Linked DNA regions of Homo sapiens: region 1 is linked to region 2. A link is a loop called in an ENCODE intact Hi-C map of the cell type or tissue named here. Cell type or tissue: ascending aorta. All regions are shown on one strand.

What was found. Peaks named below come from ENCODE experiments on the same cell type or tissue, not always from the same donor. Only the 100,000 strongest peaks of a DNase experiment are listed, where the experiment ranks them.
Region 1: it touches region 2 in a loop (3-fold over the local background); 2 of 110 quality-filtered maps call a loop at or near these places.

Annotation. Positions count from the first base shown.
Region 1 is chr11:45,231,295-45,235,294 of GRCh38, forward strand. It overlaps PRDM11 (PR/SET domain 11), which reads left to right. Exons shown (of 8, transcript NM_001384648.1): 8 at 1-3,815. Among named protein-coding and RNA genes, the nearest start is that of SYT13, 53 kb to the right of the region's middle. In ascending aorta, a CTCF peak has its summit at 2,347; a DNase peak (open chromatin) is centred at 2,347; H3K4me3 peaks cover 554 bases; H3K27ac peaks cover 945 bases.
Region 2 is chr11:45,330,322-45,334,321 of GRCh38, forward strand. No RefSeq gene overlaps it. Among named protein-coding and RNA genes, the nearest start is that of LINC02696, 23 kb to the right of the region's middle. In ascending aorta, a CTCF peak has its summit at 2,276 (motif pointing left); DNase peaks (open chromatin) are centred at 2,318, 3,284 and 3,536; H3K4me3 peaks cover 1,252 bases; H3K27ac peaks cover 1,420 bases.

The DNA.
Region 1 (4,000 bases), 99 kb before region 2:
TCCCACTCTTCTGCTTGCTTGAGAAGGACTTGGACTGATGGGACACTCAGGGTCTAGCCCAGGGAGCATATGCTTGGCTAACCTAATCTCCCCTTGATGTGTATACAGAACTGTGGAAAAGCAGTTGGTGGATCCCAAATGTTGTTACTTCAGACAAGACAGAGCCCTTTAACTCAGCCTCTGGCTTAGGAGTGATGACTACAGGCTTAGAATGAAGTGTGTCTCTGGGGCTGAGACTTGGCATAACTGGGCTGGCTGATTAGTGACTTTCTTTGGCTCGTAGGGTTGGTGGGAAGTGAGATCAACCTTGAGGCCCAGGTTTGTGGCCAACTGTGCCAAGGTGATACCTGGCAGAGCCTGGGAGCCAGAGCCCTTATGATTAATATGATCTGCTTTTCCTTCATGGAGGACAAAGAAAAAATCCACTGCCATCTAGTATCTGTGAAACATGAGGACAGCGCAGTCAAGTCTGTAACTCTTGCCATGTCAGAATCCCCAAGTTTTGCCTGCCTGGTTGAATATGAGAGTCCAGGCATCAGAAACAGCAGCCTTATTTAATTTAATTTTTCTAATGACTGGCCTATGACACCTTGTGATGCTAGGCACATCCTCATTTCCCCATCCTCACTTGGGACTGAGAGCAGGCTCAAGTTCCAGGGTCCCTGGATGGCAAGGTTCAGTGCTGGGCCCTGGAATCTATGGCACTTGGGGGTCTCTGACCTCAGCCTCTGCCACATGTTTCCAAGTTGAGTTGTTTTGCTGAGGTGGTCCTCCCCTTGAGTTGCTTATGCCAACCCTTTAATTTAGGAAAAGTACCTTGTAATTACTTAAGGTAATGTTTAAATGTTTTCCATTCATTTGGAGGTGGTGCCAACAGGGGGGAAAGCATGCAGAAGGCTGGAAACAATAGCTGAGACCCTACTGTGGGCCCACAGCCCTGGCCCAGCCGGCACTGAGGGGCTGGTGCCATGTTACTTGATCACCTGGAGCCTGATGGGACCCAGGAGGTGGCCTGAGGGGTTGAAGTATAACTTCCCTCTTCTGGATCCCCCCTTTCATTTTCCTTCTACCCCCTCTAGGAATGGGAGTTCTAGACCTAGGTCTGCTTTTGGCTTTCAGTCTGGGTTGATTTCCAAGTCGAATTCATGCTTTTTCTTGGCCCATAGGTCCAATTTTGGCAGAAGGCATTGGACTTGTGCCCCCTCCCTGCTTCAAGAGGCAGATCTAGCCAGGCCAGGCTGAAACAGCTGAAACAGGCAGGCCAGTCCTCCTCAGACAAGAAAGGGGTTTTCAGAGGGCAGTGGTGTGCCCATTCCAGACACCAGTCTTCTGGGGAGGTGGTGCCGTGTCATGGGTTCTAGTCTGGCCTCTTCCTCAGTCCTCAGGAGGACCCAAGAGACTGGCACGGCCCTTCTCCTGCTTGGAGGGAAACCCATCTCCCACTTGGTGGGGGCCCTTCTCTTGCCATCTGTTGGTTAGGGTGCTTGAGCTGAGTGGATGGTGCTGTGATATTTTTAAGGAGCCTTTCAGGCAATGTTTGCATGTTAGCCAGAGGGAGAAAAAGTGCCCTTTTGGGAGGAAAATGGTACGCCCCTCCACTTCCATCTGGCACTCCCTTCCCCCCCACCCCCTCAAGTGGTATCACCCTGGAAATACCTATGCAATCCAGTCTCCCTAGGAGAGAGTGCATGGAAGCAGGGGTATGTGCAGTGTAGAATACAGATGCTACAGCATATATGTTGTATATATGGACATATACAGTACGTATACACACAGAGTAAGAGAGTAAATCACGTCTATATATCTATAAATAATATCCTATATATTTATACATTTCTATGTTTTAAATAGATATAAAAATAGAGTCTATAGAGCTGGGAGAGCAGTGGGAAGCCTGGCGCTGTGCTGTGCAAAGGGGAAGGGAGCACGGCCTTCGGAGAGGGAGCCGGGGAAGGCCAGCAGGCAGGGTTGGCTGGCAAGGGGGCCTCCTACCCGGAGTGTTGGAGAGGAGAGTGGCTGGGTCCCGGCTCGCTCCATGCACTTTCTCTCCTTTTCCACAGGCTTGGTCTGAGGTTGGAAGGAGATACCCCCTGAGCTCCAGCTGAGGTGCCCCCTACCTCTCCCCACCCCCACAGCCCACGCTTAGGCGGTCACTGCTGCTTGGCAGTAGGACGTGGTCTCTGACTCCTGGTGGAGGGACCACTGCACAAACTCCTTCAAAACCCTCCCGCACCAGGACTGAGCAGCGTCAGTGGCAATAGGAAAGGTCCAAACTGGATCAAGAGCTGGTCCAGGAAAGATACCGCCCCTGCCCTGTTAGATGCTTCTGCTGCCCCTAGAGGCCAAGCCCCTGAAGTGCAGCCGTCCTGGCCTCCCTCACTTGCTCAACCACTGTCAGGAGGAGAGGATGTGGGCAGCATGAGCATCGCCAGGCAGCGCTGCCCACCATCCACAGGCTTTCTGGCCAGGGCAGGGGGCATCAGCTAGCAGGAAACGGTGGGAGAGACATATCTGCACACTCATAAATTCAATGGCTACTCCAGTCCAGAAGCAGGGCTTTGGCCCAGCCCGCTCCGCGCAGCAGCTGCTGCTGGCTGTACTCAGGACAACGCTGTTCCCCCTCCCTCACAGAGGCCCCGTGGCCCCTACCCCACTCCCGCCGTAACAGGCAGGTTTAGTTCACATACACTGTTCGCATTCTGTGACTTGAGGCAGAGGCTGAGCTGGGATACCCCAAGCTCATCCACTTTCGTTGGGGAGGGCCCCTCCCTGGGTTTATCACCAGCTCCTAGCCCGGGCCGGGCGGGGATGTCTGGGGGCCACGCGGGGGCACTGGTGCAAGCTGGCAGCATGACAGAGGGCTTGTGCAGCCCTGACGGGACCCAGAAGCCCATTTGCTCGCAGTTTCCTCTCTCTGTTTTTTTCCTCCTGGAGGTAGGAGAGAGGGCCTGACCAGGCACCAGATGATGGAGCAAGGGCAGCTGCATGCTCCCTCTCTCCAGACCAGCCTTCTGCTTTTGGGGTCCGAAGGGGCATTTGCTCCCATCCTGAGCCTCCTCTGCCCCTGTCTTGCTCTTCCCCACCATCCTACAAGTACCTCAGTCTCCAGCAGGCCCACCCCTCCACCTGCAGCCCAGGGCGGGTCTGTTCTGCCAATGCCCACCTCCTTGAGCCACAGTTAGCTGCCAACTGGGTCTTGGGACACCCTCCAGTACCTGGCTCAAGAGAGACCAGGCCGGGCCGAGCCTTCTTCCCACTGCAGTGGACTAGACCCACGGCCAGGGGATGGGCATCCCCAGGTAGCAATCCCACAATGCACTGTACCTCAGAGAGAGAGCACGCCAGGGGCACCAAGGGACCGAGCCCTCTGTCCAGAGGGGGACAGCGGTCACAATACTGCTCACCAAAAGACAAAGGCCAGGCTGCCCTCGGGCACCTCTCAGTCTTCACTTTTGTCTCTCCGGAAGAACCAGCAGTCTGATTCCGTCTATTTCAGCCCCCGTCTCTCTCTTCTCCACCCCCACGCTGCTGAACCATTTTCATGTCAATCACAAAGGAAAAATAAGTGGGGATGGGGGGAAATACCTAGGAGTCTATTATCACATACATATTAATATGTTAATACTTTCTTTAAAAAAAACCTCTTGATGTTATTATTTTGCAGACTACGCTTTATAGTACCTGTGTGACGGGACCTAGAACACTGGATACAAATAGAGCTATGTTGGTTTATCATAATATGTACGCAGAAACTTTCTTTTTGTCATATTATCCTTGTAATGTAAGAAGATTGTTAATAAAAGCATTTAAATTTACTCACCACTGTTGAATTGCTGCCTCCTTGCCTCTATCCCCGGCCTGTGCTCTGGTTGACTCAGAACGGGCCCCACCACAAGGGCTCAGGTGTCAGAATAGGAGCTTGCCTGCTGCCAGGTTGGAAGGAACTAGAAGAGGCCACTAGCCCCTTCTTGCTGCTCTCATTGTTCCCCCATTAGAGTCT
Region 2 (4,000 bases):
CACCACCCAAAGGAAATAGAGGAGTCTCCCATCAACTCTGGAAAATAGACACAGTCATCTTCCATTTTATAGATTAGGAAACTGAGGCACAGGGCTTGGATAACTTGTCCAGGGTCCCAAAGGCAGGAAAAAGCAGCACCAAGATGAAAAACCAGTTAGAATGACCCCAGAGACCATCCTCCCAGCCACAGTCTGTGATGCCTCCTGCTCTGCTAGACTGCTGGAATGTGCCTAAAATAAGTAGGCATTTGTCCCCATTTTGCAGATGAGAAAAACAAGGCAACCGTGAAGTAACTGTTGGGGAAAATAAAACTGGGATGGAACATTGAAATTCAAAAGTAGTTCCTTGTATGCCTCTTTTCTTCATGCTCACAACCAGCCAGAGAAGTGGTTGTTACAACGTCCATCTTCCAGATGGGAAGATTAAAACAGTAGCTCTTTGAGGGAGGGACTGTTCACCATTGCTACCCTGAGCTAGCCCTGAGCCTGGCTGAGGTAGCTCAGGGAGGTGTGGTCATTCATCCAAGATCATGCAGCCTGCCAACATGAGGCCAGGGACTCAAGCCTGGGTTTTCTAATGCCAAAGCCTGTGTTTTCCCTCTGCTGAACAAATGCTGACCTCTGTTATCTCCAGACTATATGAGCAAATGGGTGGAGGGCAGAGAGACACTGTGAGGCCTGGAGAGAATGTTGGTGGCAGCTTTGAGACTGGGGTTGGGGGTGGTATGCCTTGATGACTAGAAGGGTTTGGACAGGTGAAGGAAACAGGACAGAAGAGATAAACTGACACCCAGCATGGGGATGCCAGGGTCTAGAGGCAGGAGGGAGGCTGGGAACCAAGGCTAAGGAAGGAAACCCAGATTTACTCTTCATCCTCCCTCTTCCTGAAGCTCTCCATGTACCCCAAAGCCCAGCCCCCAGTGATAACACTACAGGCCTGTGCCCTAATGGCAGGCCATGCATCAAAAGTCAGAAGATAGTGGGGCAGCCATGCTACTGCACACAACTTGATACATTTCCCAGGAGCCCTGGAATGTCGGCTCAGCTTCGGGAGTCACATCTGACTTCTCTAAGCTTCAAGGCAGTGTTCAGAAGTGAGAGGTGTCCTTCCTCTCCTTCTCATGAGTCTGTGTGGATGGTCAGAGAGCCGTATGTTCTCGTACACACCGTTTTCGAAAGGAGACAGTCCTTGACTTGAGTTTTAGGAATTCTCTTCCCAGTCTTTAGTCATTGATTTCTAGAAAAAAACCTTTTCCTCTTTATTATTTAACTTCTGCCTTCATCCCTGCCACCCAGGCTGAAGAACTGACAGTGAAGTATGCTTTCCTCAAAGGCAAGAGAAGGACAGGGTTATGGAGAGAGTCCTGGCCACGAGACGGGATCTCAGGGGTTTAGTATTAGCTCTGCCTTTAATTGGAATAGTGAGGATGAGTTTGGGTGCTGGAGTCAGACAGGTGCAGGTTCAAGTCCCAGCTAGACCACTTTCAGGCTGCATGGCCTTGGCCAAGTGGCTCAACCCCTCTGAGGCTATAAAATGGGAGTAATTGTGTTTGCAAAGCAGAGATTTGTGGGGAGGATGCATGAGCAAATGCACCGGCTCCGTAGAGCTCGGTACATAGTGAAGCTTCAGTGCTAATGATTATCATGACATTAGGTCTCTTACACCCCCTTCCTTCCCTGACTCAACTAAGTCATGCTGCTGGTCCTTGTCTGCCAGGCTCTAGCACAAGCCAAGAAGTCTCCCTCTTGTGGTTCCTTATTCCTGGAATTCTTGGCCCCCAGCTCCTTGAAAGCCTGGCTGCTCTTCATCTTCAGGCTCGGGGGAAATGCCACCTCCACACAGATCTTGTTCCTGTCCCTCCATCTCTTAACCCCCTCCCCACAATTGCTGATAATTGTGTTGATCTGATCACTTCTCATTGCCCCTGTGCTCCACTCGCCTGCAGCCTTGGTGTGGGAAGGGGCCACGTCTCTCCTGCCACTCTTGTGTCTCCATCACCCATGAGTGTTTGTGCAGTGACATGGATTGACTCAATGAACATTCAATTAACATTTGTTGATTTAATGAGTCACGATGTCTGACCCTGGGTAAACAACACGACACTTGTGGGATTCCGTTTTTCTCATCAGAAAAATGAGGAGGTTGGAATAAAAGGCTGAAACATATTATTTCCCCTAAGTTTCCCATGAACCTGTGAATGAATTCAACGGAACCAGGGAGTTAAGGTGCAGAATTGTTACAGAAACATGGCCTCTTTCTGCCCTCTAGTGGACGAGATGGTGAATGGCACTTCATCATCCCCACCGCCGCCCCCACTCTCCCGCCACTGTTTCTAATATATTAGCCCTGCCAAGAACCACTTCAGAAAGGAAAATATTCAGTGGCCAGAGAAAAGGGGCCATGTCTTCTTCATTAGGGTACACCCAGAGTCGAGCAGTGAAGCGTGGGAGACAGCTAGATTCAGCAGGAAGGGCACTGGTGGGACTGGGACCACCACCTACTCCCTGGGTGAAGTTGGGCGTGGTTCTGTCCTCTCGGAGCCTCTATTTCCCCATCTGTGCAGTGGGCATAATAACATCTACCTCACAACTGTTGTAGGATTAAGTAATGTAAAGTGTCTGGAATGTGGTAGGTCCTTAATCAAGGTTGGTAGCCTCTTGGCTCTTTATACACTTTGTATGAATGAAACGCAGTCACAGACACAAAGGAAAATGTTACAGCCTAGAAGAAAAAGCAAGAAATGTGTGTAAATGAGTAGGAAACGGGTTTATGTACCGGGGAAACATCCTCGACTTGATGTTAGGAGCTTTGAGATTTAGATTTATGAGCTCTGACACTAACAAGCTCTGGGACCCTGGGAACGTTCTGTCTGTCGCCTCTCTGGACCTCAGCGTTGTCATCTGGGAAACAGAAGGTTAAATGACAGCATCATCCAGAAGGCACTCAGCTTCAGGAAACAGAAAACACAACTGACGGTGAGTAGATCCAGGGTCGGCAAACGACAACCCACTTGCCAAATCTGTTTTTGTGCCGCCTGTGGGCTAAGAATGATTTCTACAATTTAAATTGTTGAAAAAAATCAAAAGAATAAATAATATTTTGTGACACATGAACATTATATGAAATTCAAATTTCAGTTTCTATAAATAAAGTTCTGTTGGAACCCAGCCACACTCATTTGTTTATGTACTTATCTAGGGCTCTTTTCCCGTGACAATGTCAGAGTTGAGTGGTTGCGGCTTGGAAAGCTGAAAATATTTACTATGTGTCCATTTGAAAGAACAAGTTTGCTGACCTCCGACTTCACTAATAAAGATATTTAGCTGTCTCACATAACCATAACATTCCCGCTGTTCTCTTGGTCTTCTCTCCTGATCACAAGATGGCAGCCTCGATTCCATGAGTCACATCTACACACAGCCTACATTTAAGACAGGAAGTAAGGAGCAGGGGGAGAGAAAAGACTTTCTTCTGCCGTGATTCCTGTGCCCAGAAAGAAAATATTTCCCGGAAGCCCTGCAGGAGGCTTCTCCTATCTCATTGGCCGGAATGAGGTCACATGGTGGACCCTGGACCAATGCCTGCAAAGGACCTACCCTTCCTGAGATGAAGGGATCTGGCCTTCTAACAGAGACAAAAACCAGGGCTCTGTTAGCATGAAAGAAAGGGGGCAGGGGGCACGTGCCGACCAAAATCATTAAGACCCCTTGCCTAATAGCATCTCCAGGTTCCAGTTGCATGAGCCTTTTCAGAACTTAAATTTGAAAGCTTTTCGTTGACATATTTTCTCCACTTCAATCCTCTCTCTGGAACTCAGGATGTATTTCTGAGCGATTTTCTTCATTTATAATTTTTTTTATTTGGGCTTCCTTATTTATATTTATTTATTTGTTCATTTTTTTGAGATGGAATCTTGCTCTTTTGCCCAGGCTGGAGTGCAGTGGTGCGATCTCGGCTCACGGCAATCACCACCCCCGGGTTCAAGCAATTCTCCTGCCT